Linked DNA regions of Homo sapiens: region 2 is linked to region 1. The links are chromatin loops, found by intact Hi-C in ENCODE. Cell type or tissue: heart left ventricle. All regions are shown on one strand. Each heading gives the region's core, and the rest is flanking DNA. Links, peaks and the distances in the headings are about the cores only.

The links. A loop is a pair of places that touch in the nucleus more often than their neighbours do. Peaks named below come from ENCODE experiments on the same cell type or tissue, not always from the same donor. Only the 100,000 strongest peaks of a DNase experiment are listed, where the experiment ranks them.
Region 2: a loop joins it to region 1, with 2.5 times the contacts of the local background. A loop is called at or near these places in 22 of 110 quality-filtered maps.

What each region holds. Positions count from the first base shown.
Region 1 is chr5:69,228,585-69,244,161 of GRCh38, forward strand. It overlaps KGD4 (alpha-ketoglutarate dehydrogenase subunit 4), which reads left to right. Exons shown (of 4, transcript NM_033281.6): 4 at 624-1,574. The coding sequence ends at 641. It overlaps CDK7 (cyclin dependent kinase 7), which reads left to right and starts at 6,302. Exons shown (of 12, transcript NM_001799.4): 1 at 6,302-6,457; 2 at 6,810-6,869. The coding sequence starts at 6,392. RefSeq lists enhancers at 6,024-6,552, 8,264-8,764. In heart left ventricle, for the core only: no CTCF peak of the experiment used is centred there; a DNase peak (open chromatin) is centred at 6,237; H3K4me3 peaks cover 2,044 bases; H3K27ac peaks cover 1,272 bases.
Region 2 is chr5:69,353,756-69,367,926 of GRCh38, forward strand. It overlaps AK6 (adenylate kinase 6), which reads right to left. Exons shown (of 5, transcript NM_016283.5): 2 at 12,748-12,840; 3 at 2,140-2,198; 4 at 1,894-2,039. It overlaps TAF9 (TATA-box binding protein associated factor 9), which reads right to left. Exons shown (of 3, transcript NM_003187.5): 2 at 12,748-12,840; 3 at 10,988-11,999. The coding sequence starts at 11,982. The coding sequence ends at 11,188. Among named protein-coding and RNA genes, the nearest start is that of AK6, 8.7 kb to the right of the region's middle. In heart left ventricle, for the core only: a CTCF peak has its summit at 10,882; no DNase peak of the experiment used is centred there; H3K4me3 peaks cover 271 bases.

The sequences.
Region 1 (15,577 bases), core at 1,446-9,445:
AATATCAATAGATATAATCACATAAAAAACAGCTCTTTGGGGTCCTGAATAATTTTTCAGAGTGTAAAGAGCTTCTGATACCAAGAAATTTAAGGACAGGTCAACCTTGAGTCCCTTCCAGGTCTGAAATTATAAGAATTGATAAGAGGGCTGGGCATGGTGGCTCATGCCTGTAATCCCAGCACTTTGGGAGGCCAAGGCAGGTGGGTCACCTGAGGTCAGGACTTGGAAACCAGCCTGGCCAATGTGGTGAAACCTCGTCTCTACTGAAAATACAAAAATTAGCTGGGTGTGGTGGTGGGTACCTGTAATCCCAGCTACTCGGGAGGCTGAGGCAGGAGAATCTCTTGAACCCGGGAGGCGGAGGTTGCAGTGAGCCAAGGTCACGCCACTGCACTCTAGCTTGGGCAAGAGTGAAACTCCGGAAACTCCATCTCAAAAAAAAAAAAAAAAAAAAAAAAAAGAATTGATATGAGTACCCAAAAGTTTTGACTAATTCAAAACTATTTTTTAAAAACCAAAGATTACTTACTGAAGATTGTATAAATTTGTAAAATTGCCATCAAAACATTTCCTGAGTCAATTTAACATCTAATCTTACTGCTTTATTTTTTCCTTTTCAGCGTGGAGGTCCTGAATAACCATGGTGGCTGCTGTTTGTCATCAGACAATAGAATTGTCTTTACAATAAAGGACTTCCAAAATGACAGATGAGAAACTGTATATTAAACACCTTTAATAAATATTATGAAAAAAATGAAATATAGAAAATTTAGATGGACACTTGTATTTCCTAATTTATGTATCTTGGTCAGCTTCTCCACAAGCTTACCTAATTGTTTATATACTTTATACTTATTAAAGTATACATTTTTAAATGTTAGCCTATTAATTTACTCTTGATTATCAAACATTACCAGTGTTGAACTATTAAAAGCACACAATGTGTAGTAAACTATCATAGGATTCCCATAATTTCACTTTACTTTCTGTTTAGGCATGGAAAAATTTATCAGTCAGAATTGCTGTTTTAGGGACATGATTTTCCTGAAATTGGGTGAGGATCAGTGAAATAATTACTCTATTACTTGTTCTTAATTCTCTGTTCTCTAATGTTTTTTCATTCACAAGTTTACTGGAGTATAACTGGCTTAGTAAGTATATCCTACTCTGAATGATAAAAATATAGTCAAGCTAAAATAGGTGACTATACTATTAAGATAGAGATCATACAAAAGATTCCAAAGAAAGTCAAAAAGTGTAAAATGGAAAATAAGAGATCAAAATGAATATAGCATAGGAATAAAGATTTCACTAGAAATTGCAATTTATTATGTTTTGGAGGTTGTAAGGAAGTCTTGTTTTTTGGTTTATTTTACTGTTTTGTGATCTTGTATGCAAATCCTGATAACCATTAACCTTCTCAAACTTAATGTCTGAGAGCCTCATAAAATCAACATATTTACTTATTAAGCAGTTTATGAAACTTTAATGGGGCCCCTCCTGTGCCAAGGGTACGTATATTGTGAAGTAAAGCCTCACAAAGCTAAATAAATTCTCTTCCATACCTTTAATGATTTCTAGAATATGCTTTAAAGAAGTCCTCCCTGAGAGTTAAGGGTAGGTCATGAGCAAGAAATAGAATTGGCTTTGAGTATGCTTCTGTATTTACTCAGTTGACTGTGGGTTAATTTTTACTTATTTCTACTACTCCACAGAGTTGATCTACTTCTCTTATAAATTTTTTGCTGTGGCCTAGTGTAAATGTTGTTCAGCACAAATATGAGAGTTTGATGCTGGCAATAAGCTGTTCAGGTGACTCATTGAAAAACATGATTCAGGCCAGGTGCAGTGGCTCATGCTTTGTTAATACCAGCACTTTGGGGAGCCAAGGCAGGTTGATCACCTGAGGTCAGGAGTTCAAGACCAGCCTGGCCGGCAGGTGAAACCCCGCCTCTACTAAAAATACAAAAATTAGCCAGGCAATGTGACACACACCTATAATCTCAGCTACAGGGAAGCTGAGGCCAGAGAATCACTTGAACCCAGGAGGCAGAGGTTGCAGTGAGCCAACATTGTGCCACTGCATTCTAGCCTGGTCAACGGAGTGAGACTCCATCCAAAAAAAAAGAAAAACATAATTCATTTCTTTTTTTTATTATTTAAAAATTTATTGCCAGGCACAGTGGCTCACGCCTGTAATCCCAGCACTTTGGGAGGCCAAGGCAGGTGGACCACCTGATGTCAGGAGTTCAAGACCAGCCTGGCCAACATGGTGAAACCCCATCTCTACTAAAAATACAAAAATTAGCTGGGCATGGTGGCAGGCGCCTGTAATCCCAGCTACTCAGGAGGCTGAGGCAGGAGAATTGCTTGAACCCAGGAAGTGGAGGTTGCAGTGAGTGGAGGTCACACCACTGCACTCCAGCCTAGGCGACAGAGCAAGACTCTGTCTAAAAAAAAAACAATTATTTGGGAAAATTACTTTAGCAAAAGAAAGCCCAGGGCCAGGCCGGGTGTGGTGGCTTATGTCTGTAATCCCAGCACTTTGGGAGGCCGAGGCGGGCAGATCACCTGAGATCAGGAGTTCAAGACCAGCCTAGCCAACATGGTGAAACCCCATCTCTACTAAAAATACAAAAAATCAGCTGGGCGTGGTGGCGGGCGCATGTAATCCCAGCTACTCAGGAGGCTGAGGCAGGAGAATTGCTTGAACCTGGGAGCCAGAGGTTGCGGTGAGCTGAGATTGCACCATTGCACTCCAGCCTTTCCAGCCTGGACAATAAGAGAAAAACTCCGTCTCAAAAAAAAAAGCCCAGGACCATTATTTTGCTTTCAGAAATACATTCGGATTCAGGTAGTGAAGAGTGGTATGAGTAATACTGTGAGCCAACAGTTAGAAATCCTAATACCGAACTGTGGATGTATATCTGAGGGCAATCTTTACTACAGCTGCTGCCGTGAAAGTCAGAATGAAGAAAATCTGTCACTGTTACAGAATTTGTGAGTATAGGTATGGCAAAAGGTACGCCAGTGGGAATTGCTGTCACAGGATGAGCTCCCAAGGAGAGTATTATAGACTTCTGGTGAGGCTTACAGTTAAATAGCCTGTATTTTCATTTAGAGGTTAGGCACTTAAATATATGTAATCAGCAAATTGCTTAATTTGTCCAAGTTTCCGTTTTTCTTTCCAGTACTACACAGTGGGATAGTCAGGATCAAATTAGTGTATTATCTATTACTTTGTAACAAATGACCCCAAAATTAAGTGGCTAAACTCTTAATTTCTCTGGTTTCTCTGGGTCAGGAATTCAGAAGCAGCTTCACTGGGCAGTTTTGATTTAGTGCCTAATGCGGTTGCAATTAGAAGCCACTGAGGCTACAGTCATCTGAAGGCTTGGCTGAGGCTGGCTGATTCACCTCCAAGATGGCTCACTCACAGAGCTGACAAGCCGATGCTGGCTGTTGGCAAGAGGCCTTAGTTTCTCTCCACATGGTTGCCTGAGTGAATTCATGACATGGCTGGCTTTCACCAGAGCAAATAATCCAAGCATGCCAGTCAACAGCATCCTTTTATGTTCTAGCCTCATAAATCACACTTCAGCCATATTCTATTGGTCACACAGAACAACCTGTTTCATTGTGGGAGAAGACCACACAACAGGATTAATACCGGAAGGCAAGGATCATCATGGCCATCTTACAAGCTGGCTAATACAGATGCATGGAAGTGCTTTAAACTGAAAAATGCTTTGCAAATGTGTAATGCTATTTTCTTTTTTTTTCTTTTGGTTCAAAGTGCTCAAATGATATTTTATATATACAGTATCTCACTGTCTCAGAATATCATCTAAACGCTGTCTTCATTATCCTATTTTAAATGTCCCAGAATGGGAATTTACTTGTCAGCAGCACGCTGTAATACACTGATTATCAACTCATACGCCATGGCACACTTGGGGACCTCAAGTCTCACAACGGCATCATCAGATTTAGCTCACTAGCTTCTCTCTCTCTCTTTTCTTCCTTTCTTCCCTTCTTTCTTTCTTTTGACGGAGTTTTCACTCTTGTTGCCCAGGCTGGAGTCCAATGGTGCTATCTCTGCTCACTGCAACCTCCGCCTCGCGGGTTCAAGTGATTCTTCTGCCTCAGCCTCCCTAGTAGCTGGGATTACAGGTGCCTGCCACCACACCCAACTAATTTTTGTATTTTTAGTGGAGATGGGGTTTCACCATGTTGGCCAGGCTGGTTTGGAACTCCTGACTTAAGGTGATCCACCTGCCTCGGCATCCCAAAGTGCTGGATTACAGGTGTGAGCCACTGCACCTGCCGCTCACTAGCTTATTTCTACAAGTGAGGTTAAATTATTATTTCAATGATACCTGTCAGAAGAAACTATGACAACAGCATCACTAGGTATGACTTGCCTCAAGAGAGATGGTGTCTTTTCTGCAATGTGTGAGTTTTGCCTAGACCCAAGTAATGACAAGGGACTGAAAGATAATGGCTAACATATAGTAAACACTTAACTGTCAAACATTATTCTAAGGGCTTTGCAGGTGTGAGGTCATTTAAGCCTTGGAACAATCCTTTGAGTAGATCCTATTAGGGATGAAGAAACTGGAAACAAAGTAAGTAATTTGCCCTAGTTGTATCTAGTGGCTGAATACTGATAGGGCCACTATTCAAATGCAAGCAGTCTGATTCCAGAGTTAAAAAAAATAACTAAATTATTGGCCTTGGTATTTTGCTACTTTCTTCAACATATCTCTGAAACTTAGGATTTTCAACTCTTAGAAATAACAAATATAGGCTGGGCGCAGTGGCTTACACTTACAAATACCAGCACTTTGGGAGGCCGAGGAGGGTGGATCACCTGAGGTCAGGAGATTGAGACCAGCCTGGCCAACAAGGTGAAACCCCGTCTCTACTAAAAATACAAAAATTAGCTGGGTGTGGTGGAGCAGGCCAGTAATCCCAGCTAATCGGGAAGCTGAGGCAGGAGAATCGCTTGAACCCAGGAGGCAGAGGTTGCAGTGAGCTCAGATCGGGCCAGCGTACTCCAGCCTGAGCAACAGAGTGAGACTGTCTCAAAAACAAACAAACAAACAAAGGCAGGGGGAGGGGGGCACATTTCCATGTTGACAGCTGCTCTGGCTCAGAAACTTTTAATTATCCACTAGTAGAGCCATCTGGATTACTGCAATAGTTCTCTAATAGGCCTTCTTTCTTTTTCTTGTCCCTCAAAATCTATAATATAGTCTCCCAACAGCAAGAGTGAACCTTTTAAAAGTGAGTCAGGTCATATCACTTGTCTGCTCCAATCCCTCCAGTGGGTTTTCAGTGATGACTTTCTTGTACCACCCTATTTAAAACCTCCATCCCTGCCCCTGCCCTGATTTGTTATCCTTTATCTGCTTTATTATCTCTATAGCACTTATCACCTATGTATCATAACACATATTTGACTTGTTTTTTTATCTCCTCCCATTGGAAGGCAGGGATCTTTGCTCCCTGCTATCTCAGATTCTACAATGGTGCTTGGCACATAGATAACACTCAATATCAGCATCCTAAGAGAGAGAAAAATGAAAAAGGAAAAGCACTCAATATGTTTTTGAATAAATGAATTAGTGTGTTTGTTATGACAATTTATGATAATCAAGGGGTTGGGTACTCATTACTGCTAAGTTAATTGAGCACTGTCTCAATTAATTGAGTTAATGTCTAAGCTTTCTGCATGTTTCATTTAATACCCACAATCTCCTGTGATGTAGTTCATTATTTTTTCCATTTTACCGAGTAGAAAACTGAGGACTAGAAGCTGATTCCCACAGCACGTTTCAGTTGAGTTGGATTTTGTTTTCCTGGGCCTGCTTCTTCATAAAGGGACTGGACTAAGAATACTCTTGACCAGCCCGTAAGAACTTGGCACTCGTCTCAGTAATCTGAGATAGCAGGGTTTGGCGTCCATAGCAACCACGGCGACAGGACGCGCTCGAGCAAGAACCAAAAAGCGAGAACAGGTACAAGGCCAAACTTTCTACATTCACAGACACCTACCAAACCCCGAACATGGAACACCAAATTAGAACGCTGACCAGTTCCTGGTAATGTAGAAAACACCCAAGTTAAAACGGCAACAGAGTGACACAGCAGCCATTGAAGATGCCCCACTTCAGGCACCGACAGGCGTCACGTGACGGGTGGGGAACGCCAACCGCCTGGGCCTAGCGCAGCTTCCTCCGCCCACCACGGAAGTGAGGCGGGGATACTAAAGCGACGGAGCCCGGTGGACGGAAGTGGGTGTTGGAGGCTTTAAGGTAGCTTTAAATTCGTGTTGTCCTGGGAGCTCGCCCTTTTCGGCTGGAGTCGGGCTTTACGGCGCCGGATGGCTCTGGACGTGAAGTCTCGGGCAAAGCGTTATGAGAAGCTGGACTTCCTTGGGGAGGGACAGGTGAGGCTCTCTGGAAGGACGGGGAGGGCCCCAAGCGGACAGCCCCGCGCCGCCTCCACCTTTGCGGGTTTTCCCGTGGAGGCCAGAGGTCTGGCTTGGCTGCTCGTTCTCGTTGGGGGAAACCGTCCAGACGCACTTGCTGCCCATTCTTTACATCCTGGGGGTGAATCCCTGAGGGGCCTCTCCTTGCTGAAGAGTAGCCTGGAGCTGGACGGAGACTGACCCGCCACGTTTCCAGCCGCCGCGAGTCTGCTCAGGAACTCTGGGCTCTTTGCTTCGCGAAATGTAAAAATGCAAAAAGGCAAACACAAAAACTCCCATAAACTTATGTTATTTCTATTTTTCTTTCTAGTTTGCCACCGTTTACAAGGCCAGAGATAAGAACACCAACCAAATTGTCGCCATTAAGAAAGTGAGTTACCTTTTTATGTTGTTTTTAAGTCTCCTTGAAGATGTCTGTATTATTAATTGACTGATAGCCATTTTATTAGTCTTGACCATACTCTGATAATGAGTTACTCATGTCATTTTCAGAGACAAAATAATTAATTAGTGCTTTGTGTTCCCAAACGGAACTCTAGGGTTGAACCCGTTTTAATTTCTATTGAAATGAAGAAGAAGCTGTATGTTATTTTTACTGCATAAATTCATATGTTGTGGGCAAGTACTGCCCATCTTTTCGGTCCTCAGAACTATTGGATACCATGATCTTTCTAGGTCACTGTTTATACCTCACCTGCATCCACTCAGTGTGTCGTATCTGTATTTTCTGTGTACGGATTTACCATGAAAGACTTTCACTAGCATGAACAACATTGATGTGAGGTCTAAAATGAGTTCAGTAGCTTCTTATATTCATTCAAAAGACCTGGGTCGGATTCAGTAGCTTCTTATATTCATTCAAAAGACTTGGGTCGGGCCAGCCGCGGTGGCTCACGCCTGTAATCCCAGCACTTTGGGAGGCCGAGGTGGGCGGATCACTTGGGGTCAAGAGATCCAGACCATCCTGGCCAACATGGTGAAACCCTGTCTCTACTAAAAATACAAATATTAGCTGGGTGTGGTGGCACCTGTCTGTAATCCCAGCTACTCGGGAGGCTGAGGCAGGAGAATCACTTGAACCTGGGAGGTGGAGGTTGTAATGAGCCGAGATGGTGCCACTGTGCTCCAGCCTGGTGACAGAGGGAGACTCCATCTTAAAAAAAAAAAAAAAAAGATTTGGGTCATAATTACATAACTCACGTTCACCTACATTGTTTCTTTTAACCTTCAAAACAATCTATAAAGTGGTTAAAAGTAACCCTATTTTATACTTGAGGTACCTGAGACTGAGTGACTAGGTGACTTGTCAAGATCACACAGCTAGTGATTGCTGAAGCTGGGATTTAAATCCAGGTGTCCTGATGTTGCTTTTGTTACCGTTGCTACTTTGAATCTGCTTCTCCTGCTTCAAAAACCCTAACTCCTTGGAAGTTATCCATATTTAACATTAATTCCCCCTTTTTTTGGTCATCTTCCAGCCTCCAAGTACTGTCTTGCATTCATTTAAAACCTGACTGACTACTTCTTCTCAATTATTCCTGCCATAATTTTTTTATTTTTTATTTTATTTTATTTTTTATTTTTTTTGAGACAGAATTTTGCTTGTTGCCCAGGCTGGAGTGCAATTGTGCGATTTCGGCTCACTGGAACCTCTGCCTCCCGGGTTCAAGCACTTCTCCTGTCTCAGCCTCTCCAGTAGCTGGGACTACAGGAACCTGCCACCACGCCCAGCTAATATTTGTATTTTTAGTAGAGACAGGGTTTCGCCATGTCGGCCAGGCTGGTCTCGAACTCCTGACCTCAGTTGATCCACCCACTTCGGCCTCCCAAAATGCTGGGATTACAGGTGTGAGCCACTGTGCCTGGCCTTCTTTTTTTTTTTTTTTTTTTTTTTTTAACTTTTTTACTTTTTTTATGTCCGTGTTTTCTGGTTTATGTTTTATGATCCACCACTACAGCCACTCCCTTTAAAACCCTTAACTCTACTGAATCTTTCTTCATCTTTCTTTCTTTTGTGGTGGCGGGGCAGGAGGAGGTCTCACTCTGTCGCCCAGGTGGAAGGGTTAGAGTGCAGTGGCACAGCCATAGCTCACTGCAGCCACCAACTCCTGGACTAAAGTAATCCTTCCACCCCAGCCTCCAAGGTAGCTGGGACTATAGACACATGCCACCAAGCCTGGCCTAGTCATCTTTTTAATTCTGTCTCTGGTTCACTATATCATAGCCACACTGACTTTTCTGTCCCTGTACAAATTAAATTTATTCCAGTCCCAGAATCACAGGATCATTGCATTTGGTCTGGCTTCTTGGTTGGTATATTTTCCGTCTAGAACATGGCATGGCTGATTCCTTATCATCCAGGCTTCACTCAAATGTCTCCTCCATAGAGGCCTTTGTTCATTCCAGCTACATGTATGCCTCCCTCCTTCCCTATGCTTTGCTATATTTCTGTCATCGATGTGGCATTTGTCGAAATTTGAAATCCTCCTATCTATGAGTTTATTGTCTGTTTAATTCCATTCACACTGTACCTAGGGCCATGGCTAGTACATTTGTAGACACTGTTAAAAATGTATTGGCCTTTCAGCTGGGCGCGGTGGCTCATGTTTGTAATACCAGCACTTTGGGAGCTCGAGGCAGGCGGATCACCTGAGGTCAGGAGTTCAAGACCAGCCTGGTCAACATGGCGAAACCCCTGTCTCTACTAAAATACAAAAATTAGCCAGGCATGGTGCCCCTGCTAGTCTCCTGGCCTCAAGTGATTGTCCTTGCCTAGGCCTCCCTAATTGCTGGGATTACACGTGTGAGTCACTATGCCTGGCCTATTTCTTGAGGTGTTTTTTCTCCCCCAGTTTTAGACGTTGTCTATACTTTCTACTATGAACATTGAGGATTTGGTGTTGTAGACCTTATTCCAACACTCATAATTTCTACTCCCGTTCATTTGCTAGGATGTGTTTAATTTTATAAAAAGGGAAGGAATCAATAAATAAGTTACTCTGTACTCATTCACCTGTTGAGTCTTGGACTTTAGAAATACTGATGTATCTCATCCTTTTAAAAAGATTATGTGGAATTTGTTTCCCAATTTATTTAACCAATCACCTATTGATGGCCTTTTGGGTTATATCTCATTTTTCAGTGTGTGTCTTAAATCTGTGTATCTCAAAACAATATATAGTATTGCATACTTTTTTTTTCCTTTTTTTTTTTTTTTGAGACAGCAACTTGCTGTGTGTTTCCCTGGCTGGAGTGTAGTGGTACAATCATAGCTCACTGAAGCCTTGACCTCCTGGTCTCAAGCATTCCATCTGCTTCAGCCTCCCAACCAGCTAGGAGTACAGGTGCATGCCACCGTGCCCCACTAAATTTGTTGTTCTTCTTGTAGAGACAGGGTCTCACTCTGTTGACTAGACTGGTCTTCAACTCCTGGGCTCAAGTGAACCTTCCACCTTAGCCTCCCAAAGTGCTGAGATTACAGGTGTGAGCCCCTGTACTCAGCCAGTATTGCATACTTTAAGCTATATATGTATATTTGGCATATTCTTCTGCAACTTGTTATTCTTTTTTTTTTATTTTATTTTTTTTTTTGAGACAAGGTCCCACTCTGTCGCACAGGCTGGAGTGCAGTGGCGTGATCTCGGCTCACTGCAACCTCCACCTCCCCAGGCTCAAGCAGTTCTCCTGCCGCAGCCTCTCAACTGCTGACCTCAACTGATCTGCCCACCTCGGCCTCCCAAAGTGCTGAGATTACAGGCTTGAGCCACCACACCCAGCCTGCAACTTGTTATTCTGAGTCAACATTATTTCCGAAATCCTCTATATCGTATGATACATGTAGATCCAGTTGATTCATGCTCGTTGATTATTAGATTCCATTATATGACTACACTGAAATTTTCTATCCAAACTCTCGTTGATAAACATTTAGGCTGCTTTTTAATGTTTTCCTTTAATACATTCCTTCTCTGGATAGTCATCTGTGAGTCATCTTGTATGCAGGTTTGAGTTTCTCTAGAGAATGTATCTATAATTGAAACAAATTATGAATTGATGCTTCAGAGTATCACAACCATCAGCTTTACCAGATATGGTCAAATTGCTCTCCAGAATGATTGGACCAGTTTACTGTCCCACCACATTCTCAACATCATTTGCATTGTCAGACTTTAAAACGTTTGTCAATTACGTAGATTGAAAATGGTATGTACTTATTGTTTCAATTAACATTTCTCTGATTACTGGTAAAGTTCATCATCTTTTCTTACACTTACTGGCTTCTTAGATTTTCTCCTGTTTTCTGTTGGATTACGTACTTTTTTTGTCCTATTGATTTATTGGACTTATTCATACTTTTTGTTTTTTTTAATAGAGACAAGGTTTCACTTTGTTGTCCAGTCTGGTATCAAACTCCTGGCCTTAAGCAATCCTCCAGCATCGGCCTCCCAAAGAGCTGGGATTACAGGTGTGAACCACAGCAACCAGCCAGAATTCTTTTATATTCTGGATATTGATCCTTTGTCAGAAATACACATTGCATATATCATTTCCCAGTCTTTGGCAAGGCTTTTAGTTTATTTATGGTATCTTTGAGGTACTGAAAGTTAAATTTTAATATGATTGAATTTGTTAATTTTTTTGAAATCTTTAAAGGCTTCCTTTTTATGTGCTTTCCTGTTTCTGGATTACAAAGAATTCTGTACTTGTAAAATTTTTAAAATATTGATTTTAATACTTAGATCTTTATTCCATCAACAAGTTTTTCCTTTGTTGTATGATATGAGGATCCAGTATTTTTTTTTTTTTTCAATAGAGACAGGGTCTTTCTATATTGGCCAGGCTGGTCTTGAACTCCTGGCCTCAAGCCATCCTCCTGCCTCAGTCTCCCAAAGTGCTTGGATTACAGGCATGAGACACTGTGCCTGGCTAAGATTGAGTATTTTTTCTTCAGTTGTCCCAGTACTATTAATAGTCTGTCCTTTTCCCAATGAGTTGTAATGCCAAATTCCCCATACCCTTGCAATACCAAGTTCCAGTATTGGAACTTGGGTCCAATTTCTGGGCACACTATTCTGTTCCAGTGGTGGGTTTGTTTGTTTTTTTTCCCATTGCTGTTGAAATATTACAGTGACTTTAAGAAGTCTTAAAATCTGTCAACTTCCATACACCTTGTTTTTCTTCTTCAAAATCATTTTGGCTACTCTATGAGACAGTTGGGAAATGTGAATCAGGAAAATTTGAATAGGAACTAGATATTAGATGCTACTGTGGCATTATTGTTAATTTTGTTAGGTGTCAAAATGGCATGGTTATGTAAGAATGTCTGTATTTTAGAGATGCTTACTTAAGTACGTTGGAGTGAAATGACATGAAGTCTGGGGTTTTAAAATATTTTAGGCAACAAAAAGGAGAGGTTGGATGAATGAAGTAAGTGTGGCAAAATATTGGTCACTGTTGAATCTGGGTGATGGAGTAGAGGGCTTTATGAAATTACTCTATTTTTTATTATGTGGGAAAATGTTAAGAATTTTAAAATCAACTGTTCTTAGCTCCTTCCTTTTTTGAGACGGAGTCTCCCTCTGTCGCCAGGCTGGAGTGCAATGGCGCGATCTCGGCTCACTGCAACCCCCGCCTCCCAGGTTCAAGCAGTTCTCCTGCCTCAGCCTCCCGAGTAGCTGGGATTACAGACACATGCCACCACACCCAGCTAATTTTTTGTATTTTTAGTAGAGACGGGGTTTCCATGTTGACCAGGATGGTCTCTATCTCCTGACCTCAAGTGATCTGCCTGCCTTGGCCTCCCAAAGTGCTGGGATTACAGGTGTGAGCCACCGCACCTGGCCTCTTTTATTTTTGAATGGTACTCTTTGTGTATATGCACCACATTTTCTTTATTCATTCATTTGTTGACAGACGCATAGATTGCCTCCAAATCTTGGCTATTCTGAATAGTGCTGCAATAAACATGGGAGTTCAGATATCTCTTGGACATACAGATTCTGTTGGCATATATACATAGCAATGGAATTGCTAGATCAAATGATAGTTCTATTTTTAGTTTTTTGAGGAACCTCCAAACTGTCCTCCATAGTGGTTGTACTAATTTACATTCCCACCAACAATGTACCTAGGGTTCCCTTTTCTCCACATCCCTCACCAGGATTCATCCTTATCTTTTGGATAAAAGCCATTTAAACTTAGGTGAGATGCTCTCTCATTGTAGGTTTTTTCTTTTTTTTTTTTTTTTTTTTTTTTGAGACGGAGTCTTGCTCTGTCACCCAGGCTGGAGTGCAGTGGCGCAATCTCGGTTTACTGCAACCTCCGCCTCCTGGGTTCAAGCAATTCTCCTGCCTCAGCCTCCTGAGTAGCTGGGATTACAGGTGCACACTGCATCACCACACCCGGCTAATTTTTGTATTTTTAGTAGAGACGTGGTTTCACCTTGTTGGCCAGGCTGGTCTCGAACTCCTGACCACGTGATCCGCCTGCCTCAGCCTCCCAAAGTGCTGGGATTACAGACATGAGCCAACGGGCCCGGCCCTCATTGTAGTTTTCATTTGCATTTTTCTGATGCTCAGTGATGTTGGCACCTTTTCTTATGCTGTCTGCCATTTGTATGTCTTCTTTTGAGAAATACCTACTCAGATCTTTCGCCCATTTTTAAATTGGATTATTAGATTTTTTTCATATAGAGTTGTTTGAGCTTCTTATATATTCTGGATATTAATCTCTTATCAGATGGATAGTTTGCAAATATTTTCTCTCATTCTGTGGGTTTTCTCTTCACTGTGTTGTTTCCTTTGCTCTGCAGAAGCATCTTAACTTGATGTGATCCCATTTGTCCATTTTTGCATTGGTTGCCTGTGCTTGTGGGGTATTACTCTAGAACTCTACCCAGTCCAATGTTCTGGAGAGGTTTTCCACTGTTTTCTTTTAGTAGTTTCATAGTTTGAAGTCTTCAACTTAAGTCTTTAATCCATTTTGATTTGATTTTTGTATATGATGAGAGATATGGGTCTAGTTTCATTCTTCTGCATATGGATATCCAATTTTCCCAGCACCACTTATTTATTTTGTTTGCAACAAAGAAAGAGTTTAATTGTCACAGGGCCAACCAAGTGAGGAAGACAGTAGATAATTCTCAAATCTGCCTCCCTGAGAATTCGGGGGCTAGGGTTTTTCAAGGATAGTTTGGTAGGCAGTGGGCTAAGGAATGGGGAATGCTGATTGGTTGGGTCTTGGATAAAATTGTAGAGAGTTGAAACTGTCTTCTTGCCCTGACTCAGTTCCTAAGTAGTGGTCACAGAACCAGTTGAGTCAGTTTCTTCATATGGGCTCCTGGTCCAAGTGGCACCAGTTGGTCCATCAAAATGCAAGGTCTGAAAGATACCCCAACCACCAGTTTTACGTTTTACAATAGTGATGTTATCTATAGGAGCAATTGTGGAGGTTGCAAAATTCTTGTTACTTTTGGCTACATAACTCCTAAACAATAATTCTAACCTCGTGTAATTTTACAAAGATGCTTTTAGTCTCTGAGCAAGGAGTGGGTTAATTTTGGGAAAGGACTGTTAATCATCTTTGTTTTAAAGCTAAACTTTAAACTGAATTTCTCCCATAGTTAGCATTGCCAACACTCAGGAATGAGCAAAGAGCTTGTGAGATTAAAAGCAAAGATAGGGCCAGGCGCAGTGGCTCATGTCTGTAATCCCAGCACTTTGGGAGGCGGAGGCAGGCGGATCACCTGAGGTTGGGAGTTTGAGACCAGCCTGACCAACATGGGGAAACCCTGTCTCTACTAAAAATACAAAATTATCCGGGCGTGGTGGTGCATGCCTGTAATTCCAGCTACTCTGCAGGCTGAGGCAGGAGAATTGCTTGAACCCAGGAGGTGGAGGTTGCAGTAAGCTGAGATTGCACCTTTGCACTCCAGCCTGGGCAACAAGAGCAAAAACTGTGTCTCAAAAAAAAAGCAAAGATGGAGTCAGCTATATCACGTTTTACTCACTGTTGTAATTTTTGCAAAGGTGGTTTCAAAAATATGCCTTTTTGGCATGTTGATTGTTGTGAGCTGGTTATCCTGAGAAACTGCAGATACAGGAGTAGTTCTGAAAAGTTGCCCTTTTTTAAGGGAAGTGTACGTTTGTAAAGGAGTATCTCTTTGACAGGGTGTCTCCCTCTCTGCACCAGGAAGAGAAGAAAGACTAGAAAGACTAAATCTCTAGAGACTGTCAATGCAGAAGGCATCAACTTAAGTCTGTACAGCAAACCTAACCTCTGCTTAAGGCACAGCACCATTTATTGAAGAAACTGTCTTTTCCTCATTGTATGTTATTGGCACCATTGTTGAAAATGAGTTTGCTGTAGATGTATGGATTTTTTTCTGGGTTCTCTATTCTGTTCCATTGGTCTGTGTGTCTGTTTTTATGCCAATATCATGCTGTTTTGGTTATTATAGCTTTGTTGTATGAAGTCGGGTAATGTGATTCCTCCCTTTTGTTCTTTTTTCTTAGGATAGCTTTGGCTATTCTGGGTCTTTGTGGTTCTACACAAATTTTAGGATTGTTTTTCCTATTTCCATGACGAATGTCATTGGTATATTGATAGAGATTACATTGAATCTATAGATTGCTTTAGGTTGTATGGACATTTTAACAATATTGATTCTTCCAATCCATGAATATGAATTATCTTTCCATTTTTTTGGTGTGTTGTCTTCAATTTCTTTCACCAATGATAGTTGTTTTTTTTTTTTTTTTTTTTTTTTGAGATGGAGTCTCGCACTGTTGCCTGGGCTGGAGTTCAATGGTGCAATCTCAGCTCACTGCAACCTGTGCCTCCCGGGTTTGCGCCATTCTCCTGCCTCAGCTTCCTGAGTACCTGGGATTACAGGCGCATACCACCACAGCTGGCTAATTTTTTGTATTTTTAGTAGAGACGGGGTTTCACTATGTTGGCCAGACTAGTCTTGAACTCCTGACCTCGTGATCCGCCTGCCTTGGCCTCCCAAAATGCGGGGATTACAGGCGTGAGCCACCATACCCGTTCAGTAGTTTTTATTTTAGAGATCTTTCACTT
Region 2 (14,171 bases), core at 6,172-14,171, 130 kb after region 1:
AAAGTGGATATTTTTGTTTTTTGGTTGCTTTTGAGACAGGGTCTTGCTTTGTCAACCAGGCTGGAGTGCAGTGGTGCAATCACAGCTCACTGCAGCCTCAACCTCCCAGGCTCAAGCATTCCTCCCACCTCAGCCTCCAAAGTAGCTGGGACCACAGGTGCATGCCACCACACTTGGCTAAATTTTTTATTTTTTGTAGAGACCAAGGTCTTGCTATGTTGCCCAGGCTGGTCTCAAACTCCTAGGCTCAAGCAATCACCTTGCCTCAGCCTCCCAAATTGCTGGGATTACAGGTGTGAGGTGTGAGCCGTCCTGCCTCCCCCTCACCACCCAACCATGCCCAGCCTAAAGCTGTTACTTTTTTACAACCTTTTCGATAGTTAAAAATACTAACTAGCTCTCTCATAGTTTTTTCATACCTTAGTCTTACCCTTGGCTATATATGTAAAACAGTAATTTTTTAATCAAAATTTTAAATTGTCTTGATTGAAAAAAAGCATATGTACCATATAGTCTCTATTACTTCTCTGCCCCAAAACTTTTAATGGCTTTTCACTGCCTAAAAAAGATAAAAGTTTTAGGTTTAGCCCCAATTTAACTTTTTCTATATGTATATTTGCTGCCATACTATTCTGTGCAAGGATTTACAAGTATTGCAAATAATAGTGGTTAGTCAGAGTTGACTATAATCAGTGAAAACCACACATTCTGACCCCGACCTTAAGCAAAATTCTGGAGCTTTCCTTTCTGAGATTGCTCTCTAATTTCTCTAGAATCCCCATATTCCCACAGCTTTGATCAAAAGACAGTGGGGATAAAAGACTTCCCTAAAAGTTTCTCTTTACTGGTTCTTCCGCATTAAATCTGATGCTCTATTTGTGGGTTTAACTCGGTATCTATTAAAGACTGTGAAATGCTGGTTTATTTTGTTAGTTTTTCATAAGCTTTCCCACTCCTGATGCAGGGATAATTTGAGTGAGTAGTGTTCAGTCAATAAGCAAAGAATATGTTAGGGGCTTGGCTGTTTTCCTAGCAAGGGTTTACATCAAAGAAAAAGCATGGCTAAATAGGGTTTCTTTTTTTTGTTTGAGACGGAGTCTCACTCTGTTGCCCAGGCTGGAGTGCAGTGGTGTGATCTCAGCTCACTGCAAGCTCCACCTCCCAGGTTCACGTCGTTCTCCTGCCTCAGCCTCCAGAGTAGCTGGGACTGTACAGGTGCCTGCCACCATGCCCGGCTAATTTTTTTTGCATTTTTAGTAGTGACAGGATTTCACCATGTTAGCCAGCATGGTCTCGATGTCCTGACCTTGTGATCCTCCCACCTTGGTCTCCCAAAGTGCTGGGATTACAAGCGTGAGCCACTGTGCCCGGCCGACTAAATTGGGTTTCTACACAGTACATTTTACTCAATCAGATTGTCAGTTGAGATATTAATTTACTCAAAAAGTACTGCCCATATTTTAAAGTAGTCATATTTTCAAATAAAACCCTTTATTAGCTGGGTGCTATGACTCACACCTGTAGCCTCAGCACTTTGGGAGGCTGAGGTGGGCAGATTGCTGGAGCCCAAGAGTTCGAGACCAGTCTGGGCAACATGGGAGACCCCATCTCTACAAAAAATAAAAAAATTAGCCAGGCAAGGTGGCATGTGCCCGTGGTCTGTTAGTCAGGAGGCTGAGGCACAAGAATTGCTTGAACCAGGGAGGTGGAGGTTGCAGTGGACCGAGATCACACCACTGCCCTCCAGCCTGGGTGACAGCGAGACTCTATCTCAAAAAAACAAAACAAAACAAAACAAAACAAACAACAACAATCTTTTATCATGGCCAATTTCAGAAATCTGAATAAAAGTTAACATTATGCTTTAAGAATCTAATGTTTTTCCTTTCTTACCTTGTTTCAAGTCTTTCGTACAATACATTGGTATCTGTTCTCAGCACAAAAACTATATGAAACCAGCGTTCAGGGAAGAAATCACAACCATGGTAATCAACAATAACTCCACCTTCTCTCATTTGGTTATCTAACTCATCAACTACCTGTAAGAAAAGTTTAAAAAAAAATGCTTCTTAAGAAAACTGAAGTCAACTTTCCTATGAAATTCAACAAATGCATACTTTATGAAAAAGTCATACTTACTCTGTCTTCATCTAAAATGGGACAGTCATACTCTTCATCATAGCCATCATACAATTGCTCTAAAAGAGATTTAGAATTGCTTGTTGAAATATTTTCTAAGTAACTTTAAGTAATTTTCAATTAATTCTAGACTTCAGGAAAGGAAATGTATCATCAATTATTCTTTTAGATACAAGGGTGGATACTAACAAAATAAATGTTACATAAACACCAAATATAAAGGAGCCATACTAACTGATAAATTGGAATTTTGTTTAGAGGGAAACTTGGATTGCAATATATCTGAAACTGCTTTAAATATCAAAACTGAAACCAACTAAAAAGAGTGAATAACCAACTTCAGAATTTGTGGGGCTACTAGAAGAGGACTACACTATTTTTGTTGAACTACAGATTGGCGGGAAGAGGAAACACCTGAACAGATACAAACACACTCACATACATTTAAAAGCAGATTAATTTATCAAAAGCAGTAACAGGCCAGGCATGGTGGCTTTGCGCTTGTAATCCCAGCCCATACGAGGTAGGAGGATCTCTTGAGCCCAGGAGTTCAAGACAGCCTGGGCAATATGTTGAGAACCTGTTTCTACAGAAAAAAAAAAAAAAATTAGGCAGGCATGGTGGTGCACACCTGTAGTCCCAGTTACTTGGGAGGCTGAGGCAGAAGGATTGCTTGAGCCTGGGAGGTGGAGGTTACAATAAGGTGAGATCACACCACCGTACTCCAGGCTGGGCGACAGAGCAGGACCCTGTCTCCAAAAAGAAAGAAAGAAAAAAGCAATAACAGATTCTTTATTCCAGAAATGAACCCTCTGTCACTGAGCTCACATCCTCATGGGAATAGAGAAGGGTCAGGATCCAAATGCTCCTGAACAGTATCTTTACTTCTAGATTTCCAGTATTCCAAACTGCCGTTCCTCATAAGAGTTAAATAGTCTCATTTCAGAAGGCAAAACAAAAATAACGTTCAAAGTTACAAAGGAGGCAAATTTAAATTTAACATAAGAACTTTCCAACAAATCACAGCTGGTTTTCAAAAGAAGTATTCTTTCAGGAGGTAAGACATACCATCTTACCCTTAGCCCCAGCCCTTAGGAGGTATTAATCTAAGGCAAGCTCAGATCATCCATTAACCATCTCTGAGAGCATGTTATATAGCAGTCTTCCCACCTCTTTCCCCTTAATATTTTGGTACGGGTTGAAATGAGGTTAAAATGAACATAAATTCTGAAGGGACACAGGAGTAGTCTGATGGTCACTGCGGGGGCAGTCTGATGGACACTGGAGGGCACAAAAGCAGTTGTAACTCCTTGTCTTGCCTGGAGGGTCTGTGGACTGATTCTAGGCACATAAACCACCTTTCTAGCACTCTAGTGTGGCCTCTGCCTCCTTGGGCTATTGCTCACCTACCAGGAACTCTACCAACCTAAAAAATTAAACTGTCTTGGTATGAAGAAAACTGGTTAACAATTTAGAAAACAATCTAAATCCTTACTTTATACCACAAACCCCAGATGGAGCTATAAAGGAATGATTCATTTGAGTTTGTTGAGTAGCAGAAGAAATAAAAAGACTGATCCAGTTATTTAAAATGTTGACTCTCTGTTCCTTGAGAAATAATCAAATTCTAAGAAAAGTAACAGAATGGGAGAAATAACAAAGGACTGAAATGTAGATAATATAAAGACCTTAAAACCAAAATAACAATTGCTCAATAAACAAGAAAAGAATTCACACAAGATGGAAGAGTGGAAAAAATCAGTAAACACACATGAAAAAATACTGAATTTTCCTAGCTATTAAAGAGATGCAAATTAAAATGAGTCTATATTTATGCCTGTTATATGTTCAATCCATTTAGATATTTACACTACCATTTAATTTCTAATTGGACAAAATTAGAAAATAATAAAAAATGTTGAACAATAAGAAAAGTTAAATCTTGATTTACCAACTTTATAACTTTATAAAATATTATGTAATTAATTTTGTAAAAATTATGTAATTAAAATTAATAAGTATTAGAGTTATAGTATTATAGTTAACATAGTTTAAAAATACTATGTAGTATAGACTAGGCAGCAACATGATAAATGCTCACATATACAAGTGTAAAACACAAAAAGCAGAATTCAAAGTTGTCCTTACTAGGGACAAAGATTAGAAGAAAAACAAAAGCTTTGGAGTATTTTTCCATATACTATTTTTACAGTATTGCATATTTTTTTAACAGTACCACAAAATCTAAGAATACCTATAGCTGATTCTGTACTATGTGGTAATCTTGAATAGATAAACACGGAGGTTCCTTCATACTTTAAATCTTTGACTTTTAAAAGATGACTCTGGCCGGTGCGGTGGCTCATGCCTGTAATTCCAGCACACTGGAAGGCCGAGGTGGTTGATCACCTGTGGTCAGGAGTTGAGACCAGCCTGGCCAACATGGTGAAACCCCATCTCTACCAAAAATACAAAAGTTAGCCAGGCGTGGTGGCGGGTGCCTGTAATCCCAGCTGCTTGGGAGGTTGAGGCAGGAGAATCGCTTGAACCCGGGAGGAGGCTGCAGTGAGCTGAGATCGCGCCACTGCACTCCAGCCTGGGTGACAGAGCAAGACTCTGTCTCAAAAAAAAAAAAAAAAAAAAAAAAAGAAAGATGACTTGAACCAATATATGCTGTCTAAAATAGATGTGTTAACTTTTAGGATTGAAGTCTTTATTTTTTTTGAGACGGAGTCCCAGAGGCTATCAAGTCTACTGCAGATTTTTAGGTAAGTGATGATTGTAGCCTGTACCAGAGAAATGAACGGATCCTAAACTTCATTTCAAATTTCAAAAAAAGAATAAATTTTATGCTACTTTAGAAAGTTTCAATTGGAAGCCAAATTTATACTTGCCTATACATAGGATCTTAAGCAAAGATCAAAAAGGTTGATTTGTTTAAGGACTGAGAGATTAGAAAATTAAATCAACTTTCTAAACAAAGTTTTGCAGTTTATTTTTTTAAATTCCAGGTACAGATATATTGCTTGCAGAAAAAAAATCAATTGTGGGGCCAGAGTTAAAAGGGTGAGCATGGTGGTTCGCGCTTATAATCCTAGCACTTTCAGAGGCCGAGGTGGGAGGATCTCTTGAGCCTGGGAGTTCGGGATCACCCTGGATAACATAGCAACACCCCACCACTACCAAAAGAAAAAAAAAAAAATTAGCCCAGCATGGCGGTGCCAGCCTATAGTCCCAGCTACTCTGGAGGTTGAGGTGGGAGGACTGCTTGAGGCTGGAGTGAGCCAGGATTGCACCACTGTATTCCAGTTAGGGTGACAGTGATACCTTGTCTCAAAAAAAAAAAAATTTTTTTTTTTTAAATTTTGAGACAGAGTTTCACTCTCGTCACCCACGCTGGAGTGCAATGGCATGATCCTGGCTCACTGCAACCTCCGTCTCCTGGGTTCAAGCAATTCTCCCGCCTCAGCCTCCCAAGTAGCTGGGATTACGGGTGCCCGCCACCATGCCTGGCTAATTTTTGTATTTTTAGTAGAGATGGGGTTTCACCATGTTGGCCAGGCTGGTCTTGAACTTTTGACCTCAGGTGATCCACCCGCCCTGGCCTCCCAAAGTGCTGGGTTTACAGGTGTGAGCCACTGCGCCAGGCCCCACAAAATTTTTTAAAGCTCATTCTTACCTTAAAAAACCTTCCCAGCTGCTGCTGTTTGTCAAACTGTAAAATCATGACATTATGTTTAACTGCCATCCTAGAACTTATATACACTCAAGTGAAAGCTGTTCTTTAATCATATTGGGATGCTGGTTGTTTTGACACTGCTGCCAATACTTAAAATTTTTATTTTCATATTTCTTCTTTTGAAAACATATTCACCACATTTACCTCAACTCAACAAGAAGCTGATAACTCTAAAGCAATTAGAACAAGAAATTAACTGGTTTAGAGTGATTGGGTGCCTTTAAAATACCTGGCTTTTTATGCGAAAAGAAAAGGGCAATTAATTCTGCATAGTGAAGTTAGACAGCCAAAGATATGACATTGGAGTTGGGCCTCCAAGGAGTTGTAAGGAAGATAAGGAAACCTATAAAGAGAACAGCATGCATAAATACTCGAGGTGGAAAATTCCTAGTGAGAACAGGGTATGATGGCTGCACTGAAGGGGACATAGGGGAGAGAACGGCTGCAGGTAAACTGTGGCCATTTTATAAAGAATCTCCTATATTTCCTGAAGGAGAATGGACTATGTGAGTAAAAAGTTCAAATCATGTCATTCTCCTTCCCCACTTTTAAGAAAATGATAGTGTAGAAGAGGGAAGAAAGAGATACTGAAGAAGTCAAACAGGAGATTCTAGGTAGGATTCTAGGCACAGCACCAGGGGTCTTGATGAAATAGGGGTACTGTAGGGATGTGTAGGAGAAACCGTCAAGATTTAAAGGCCAAGTGGATCTGTGTGGAGAGAGTGAATGTGTATTTATATGCTTGGGAGGTAGAAATCAGAGGAGTGGGCAAGTATAGTCAAGGATGCTTTCAGAGCACGTGCTTTAAACATACTAATTTAGAGCTGTAAACATCTGGGAACTATCCAGATGGTTGTCTAATAGGTGTCTAGAAATTGGGTTGTTTTAATTATAAATTTAAGTCATCAGCACAAGGGAGTGAATAGTCCTGAATGAGTGAGATTACTAGTGGGAGGGGCAGAATTACAATATGGCTGCAATGAAATCATGGGGGAAACAGGTGGAAGGGGAAAGACCAGAGGCAAAGATAGGGAGAGAGCAGTGTCAGAGAGGTCAATAGAGGAGTTAGTTTCCAAGGCTTCCAGTGGGAGTTGATAAGGGGAGAGAAAAATGGGATTCAGAAAAGGATAGAACAGGGATCAGCATTTTTTCTTTCTGTAAAGGGCCAGGTAATACCTTACGCTTTGCAAGCTAGTCTTTAGCTCAGAAGTCATACAAAAACAACAGTAGCTTGCCAACCCCTAGGTTAGAGATATATCAAGATTCTAAGTGTTCAAGCCAAGCTATGCTTTACAATTTCTACTGGAAATGGATCCAATGTCAATATATTACTTCGTCTAGACCTATGGGTATTCTGCAGTTAGGAACAGAGGCCGAAGACCGAAAAACTGCTGCCAGGAAAATTAAGGATGCTAGTAAGAGTATAAAAATGATTGTATATAGGAAAGGGTATCAAGTGAGGAGGAGTCTTGAGACTGGAAGAATAGCAATAAGAGAAGCACTCTTACAGTCATACCACAGTAAGACTCTTTTTTTTTGAGATGGAGTCTCACTCTGTCGCCCAGGCTAGAGTGCAGTGGCGCGATCTTGGCTCGCTGCAAGCTCTGCCTCCCAAGTAGCTGGGACCACAGGCATCTGCCACCACGCCCGGCTAATTTTTTGTATTTTTAGTAGAGACGGGGTTTCACCGTGTTAGCCAGGATGGTCTCAATCTCCTGACCTCGTGATCTGCCCACCTCGGCTCCCCACAGTGCTGGGATTACAGGCGTGAGCCACCGCGCCCGGCCCACAGTAAGACTCTTTAATAGTTTTCTTTTTTTTTTGAGACGGAATCTCTCTCTGTCACCCAGACTGGAGTACAGTGGCATGATCTCGGTTCACTGCAACCTCCACCTCCCAGGTTCAAGTGATTCTCCTGCCTCAGCCTCCTGAGTAGCTGGGATTACAGGCACCCTCAGCAACGCCGGACTGATTTTTTTTTTTTTTTGAGACTGAGTCTTGCTCTGTCTTGCCCAGGCTGGAGTGCAGTGGTGTGATCTCGGGTCACCGCAGCCTCCGCCTAACGGGTTCAAGTGATTCTCCTGTCTCAGCCTCCCGAGTAGCTGGGATTACTGGGGCCCACCACCATACCTGGCTACTTTTTTGTATTTTTAGTAGAGATGGGGTTTCACCATGTTGGACAGGCTGGTCTTGAACTCCTGACCTTAGGTGATCCACCCGCCTCGGCCTCCCAAAAGTGCTAGGATTACAGGCATGAGCCACCATGCTGGGCCAAAGTGCTGGAATTTACAGGCATGAGCCACCACCCCCGGCCAGTTTTCTTAAACTTGATTCCCTTTTTTTTTTTTTTTTTTTTTGCCTTGGTTTTGGGAGTGAAGATGACCTCTCTCAACTACTACTGCAATTCCACATGATCACCAGGATGATACTAAACTTTTAGAAATAAGTTTAAAATAGGGTTTTCTTAAAAGCTTTCTTTTTTTCCGACTTTAGTGAGCATCGGAATAAGCCTTATTTCTTTACAGCAAGATTTCTCAACCTTATTACTAATGACATTTTGAGTCTGGTAATTGTTACTAAGGGAGACAGGGGACTGTCCTGTGAACTACAGGATCTTTAGTAGAATCCCTGGCCATCACCTCCCCCTCCATGTGACAACCCAAAATGTCTTCACACATTGCTATACCCCCAAAGGGCAAAAATCACCTAGTTGAGAATCACTTCATTATAGATGATTGCCTGGTTTCCCTTAAAAATATATCCCCACTTGAAATAAAAATGAGGTTAGTTGCCCCAGAATATTTCCAGATATATTCAAACAGGATCTGGGTTAAAAAATCTGGTATGTCAAACCTTACAAAGTACCTCATCAGGCTGGGCACAATGGCTAACACCGGTAATCCCAGCACTTTTGAGAGGTCAAGGTGGGAGGATCACTTGAGCCTGGGGAATTGGAGACCACCCTGGGCAACACAGTGAGGCCTTGTGTCTGTAGTCCCAGCTACTGGGGAGGTTGAAGCAGGAGATCACTTGAGCCCGGGAGGCTGGGGTTGCAGTGAGGGGAAACTGTGCCACTGCACTCCAGCCTGGGCCACAGAGCAAGACCCTGTCTCAAACAAACAAACAAAAAAACCCCACAAAGTACCTCCATCAAACTCCATGTCAAGTCAGACCAGAAATCTTTTATCTGGCATTACAGGAGGGGGAAAAAATACTTTTCCTTTAAGACTTAGATCCCATTTCATGAAATAATCTCACTAATAACAAAGAGGATGGGTGGGACTATACACAACTGACTAAAATGGTGTTGAGTACTTGAGGTACAGTGGCTCTCGTCTGCAATCCCAGCACTTTGGGAGGCTAAGGCAGAAGGATCATTTGAGCCCAGGAGTAAACCAGCCTGGGGAACAAAGCCAGACCCTGTCTCTGCAAAAATAATTTTAAGTTAGCCCGGCAGGATGGTGTGTGCCTGTAGTCCCAGCTACAAGGGAGGCTGAGGCAGGATGATCACTTTAGCCCAGGAGTTCAAGGATGCAATGAGCTATGATCAGGCCACCACACTCCAGCCTGGGCAACAGAGCAAGACTCTGTCTCAACCAAATGAAATGGTTTAAGTACTGGTAGGAGAGGACCCAAAGAAGAGGAAGACAAGTGCCTTATACTGGATTGTCCTTGGTCTGGTGTCACCATTGCTCTCAATGCTATTAATGCTCTAATTAGTTTAGAAATGTTAAATTGAGTGAAAGTAACATTGGAATGCATGAATGAAATTGACTATTATGTGACTCAGAAATCACTTGTCAAAAATGGTGGTGTTCAACAGTGAGGAACAAAACCACATTTCATATAGATATAAAACAGAAAGGCCGGGCTGGGCGCGGTGGCCCACGCCTGTAATCCCAGCACTCAGGGAGGCCAAGGTGGGTGGATCACGAGGTCAGGAGATCGAGACCAACCTGGTTAACACGGTGAAACCCCGTCTCTACTAAAAATACAGAAAATTAGCTGGGCGTGGTGGCAGGTGCCTGTAGTCCCAGCTACTTGGGAGGCTGAGGCAGGACAATGGCGTGAACCTGGGAGGCAGAGCTTGCAGTGAGCCGAGATTACACCACTGCACTCCAGTCTGGGCGACAGAGGGAGACTCCGTCTCAAAAGAAAAAAAAAAAAGGAAAGGCCAGGTGAGGTAGCTCACACCTGTAATCCCAGCACTCTGGGAGGCCGAGGTGGGCAGATCACTTGAGGCCAGGAGTTCAAGACCAGCCTGGACAACATGGCAAAAGCCCATCTCTACTAAAAATATAAAAATTAGCCAGGTGTGGTGGTGCACACCTGTAATTCCAGCTACTTGGGAGGCTGAGGTGCAAAGATAGCTGGAACCTGGGACATAGAGGTTGCAGTGAGCTGAGATTGTGCCACTGCACTGCAGCCTGGGCAACAAAATGAAATTCTGTCTCAGGAAATAAAATAAAATGAAATGGAAAATGAGTAGTTGTATGATAGCAAATAAAAATCTAGGTTTTAGAAACTATAACCTTGATAAATTGACGTTCTTTTGGACAAAAAAATATTTTAAATTAAAAAAAATATATATATATATAAACACTATAACCTAATTATCAGCCCTGGATCAAAAATGAACATGATACTGGCTTATAGTATCAGGAATATGAAAAACAAAGATGCTCAAAATTAACCTGCAAAAAGAGACACTTATAAATTTTTTTTTAAAAAGTGGAGACATACTGGGAGACACTAAGGGTCCTTAATATAACCAAAAGGACAGAAAAATGGGACCTAGGAAGTTGGGCAATTGAGGAAGATAATCAAAGCAGGTTAAGAATTCACTATGAATAAAAATCCTGACCAACTGGTCTCTCCAAAGGGGAGTCATGGTTATACTTCAGCAATCTGAGAGAACAGATCACAAGAGTGACGTACACACCAGAGATCATACTATGATCTATGTATCTGAAGACGTTTAAGGTGACACTCTAGTGGTCAAAAATAGACTGCAGTACTGCAAATTGCTGCAACTGCCAACTGTTACTCCTCTTGGTGACAACAAGGAGAAAATTGCTTTTAAAAACATAACTGCCAAAGCACCAACAATCGAATGAATGACAACTTTATTTTTCTTACACTTTTAAGGCTGATGAAAAACCTTCATTTCAATTGAAAAGTATGGTAACTGTGTTTACTCATTATTATTAGTTTTCTAAAACACAACTTGAAAACATCCAGCATGCATGTTTAATATCAGTACAATGAATTCAAGACCAAGTATACATGTTACATTCAGCAAGGCTAGATTACAGATTATCATAGTCATCATCATCATCATCGTCATCATCATCATCTTCACGTTTTCTTTTCAATGCATTTGATGATTCATTGGCAGTATTTTGTGATGACATCATATTAGTGGTAATAAGAATGTTTTTGGACCCGATTAATGATGGATTAATCAGAACATTCTGAACTGCTGAGGTTGCAGGAATTGAAGCTTTTACAGCTGGAGACTGAGAAGTAGGCATCTGTACTGTAAACCTTTGACCTGTGAGGGACATGGGAGTCCCTACTTTAGTTGAAACAGACATGGTCTGTGGGGTTGGTGTGCCTAGTGTGGGAGTACTTGGTCTGCTAGTAACTGAACCAACACTTAACCGCGGGACTGTTATTCTTCCCGCAGAAGTTGATGCCTTTTTCTGTAAAGATTTCAGCCTATAGTTTGGAGCTGTTAAGCAGTATCTATCAGGTGGCAACCTAGGACCTGAATATGGCTTGATCAATGGCAAAGGGGTTTGATTTCTTTGCCTTGCAATATCTAATAAAAAATCTCTTGGGGGAGGAGAGGTAAAAGACTGATCAGCGCGGCACTGGATTGCCAATCGCACATCATCTGCATCAACAGTAGCTTTCTTAGCATGGCTTGAATAAATTTTTGCATCATCTAGAATTGTGGTCACATATCGGAAGGCAAACTCCAACATCTGATTTATAACTCTTGGCTCATATTCTGTAATCCCCATATCCTTCAGGATTTGTGCCATCATCTGTGCATCTTTCGGCATGCTCTTGGGAGAAGCCGTCTTGCCAGACTCCATGATATCCGATGATCAGACTTTAGATCATTTGAAAAAAATATGTACATTAGATCAATCTGAAATAGTTACTTTAGTAGCAACTGTCAGGAACTTAAAAAAATTTTAAATCTATGTTAAACTGTAAAAAAATTTTTAAAATTTAAACCATATGTTTTCTTAATTTTAATGAGGCAACTTAAGGTCGCTTTAATTTATTGAGTTCCTACCATGTACAAATCATTGTCGACTATAAAAAGATGAAGACACAAATAAGGGAGCGATGAAAGATTAGGGGAAAACAGGGTAAAATAAATAAAAACAATGATCATCTTAGAATATATGCAGTTGCATGCAAATCTCACACTAATCTAAGATACCATAGCATAGTCAGGTCCCACACCTGAGCTCAAAACAGTCTCTTTCCAGTGAGACCAATATACTCACTGTGCTCATATATATGTTTAGCAGTACCAAACCTTTGTTTGTTCAACTTAAAAACATTCTCCTTATTCACATTCTACCTATCCGAAATCCAGTCTCTTTATAGGAGCCTTCCCAACTATTCACAAGAATTGCCAGCCATTTTGAAGGCGGAAGGGAAAATGGTCAAAATAACCAGGACATAGCATTAGACACTTAATATTTCTGTGGATTCCCTAACAGAGTATATATTCTTTAATGGCAATCTCTGTTTTTTGTACCCTATGACAATACCCAGCACTAACACTCCACTTACCAGACCTTAAAAAAAAAACAAAACAAATCTAACACCAAAGTGTCCCTTACCTTCTCGAGCTAAATCACCCACATTAATGTATTTCAGTCCTGATTTTGACGCAAGTTCTTTGCCTAGTGTGGTTTTTCCAACCCCTGGTGTACCTGTAAGACAAGCCACAGAAAAATACTGTTTGTGAAATACTACTTATCACACTGCGGTCCACCTTCTGCCTTTCCTTTTATTTTTGAGACAGAGTCTCACCTGGCCTCTGCCCTTAAAAGTTCTTGACGACTGAAATGAAAAATTTCCTAATTAGCAATCATATGTAAAATTTTTTTTTTGAGACAGAGTTTCACTCTTGTCGCCCAGGCTGGAGTGCAGTGGCACAATCTTGGCTCACTGCAACCTCCACCTCCCAGGTTCAAGCGATTCTCCTGCCTCAGTCTCCTCAGTAGCTGGAATTACAGGTGCCCACCACCATACCCAGCTAATTTTTGTATTTTCAGTAGAGACCGGGTTTCACCATATTGGCCAGGCTGGTCTCAAACTCCTAACCTCAGGTGATCTGCCAGCCTCGGCCTCCTAAAGTGCTGGGATTACAGGCGTGAGCCACCATGCCTGGCCATATGTAAATTAGCATGTACTACGATCTAATAAAAATTTTCCAAAGCTAACTGAATGTCAGAATATTACCCAGTGTATTGATTCTCCAGGGGTGGGGCTCAGCAGATTCTGACGCCAATTCAAACTGCCTGCTGCTACCGGGGAACTGCTGAGAATAAAATTAGCCATCTCGTGCTGGGCGCAGTGGCTCATGCCTGTAATCACCGCACTTTGGGAGGCCGAGGCGGGCAGATCACAAGGTCAGGAGATTGAGACAATCCTGGCCAACATAGTGAAACTACATCTCTATTAAAATACAAAAATTAGCCGGGCGTGGTGGCGCGTGCCTGTAATCCCAGCTACTCAGGAGGCTGAGGCAGGAGAATCCCTTGAACCAGGTAGTTGTAGGATGCAGTGAGCCAAGATCGCGCCACAGCACTCCAGCCTGGCGACAGAGACTCCATCTCAAAAAAAAAAAAAAAAAAATTAGCCACCTCGAATCAATTACAATAATTTATTTACCTTTTTCTTTTTTTAAAGACAAGATATCTCTTTGTTACCTAGGCTGGAGTGCAGTGGAACTTGGCTCACTAGAGCCTTTACCTCCTGGGCTCAAGCAATCCTCCCATCTCAGCCTGTCCGGTAGCTAGGACCACAGGTATGCACCACCATGCCCTGGTTAATTTTTGTAGAGACGGGGTTTGGCTATGTTGCTTAGGCTAAGCTCAAACTCCTGAGCTCAAGCGATCTCCCCACCTCCACCTCCCAAAGTGCTGGGATTTACAGGCATGAGCCACCCACCTGGCCTATTTGCTTTAACTTATAAAGATTTAAAAACTGTTCATGGCCACGTGTGGTGGCTCGCGCGTGTAATCCCAGCAATTTGGGA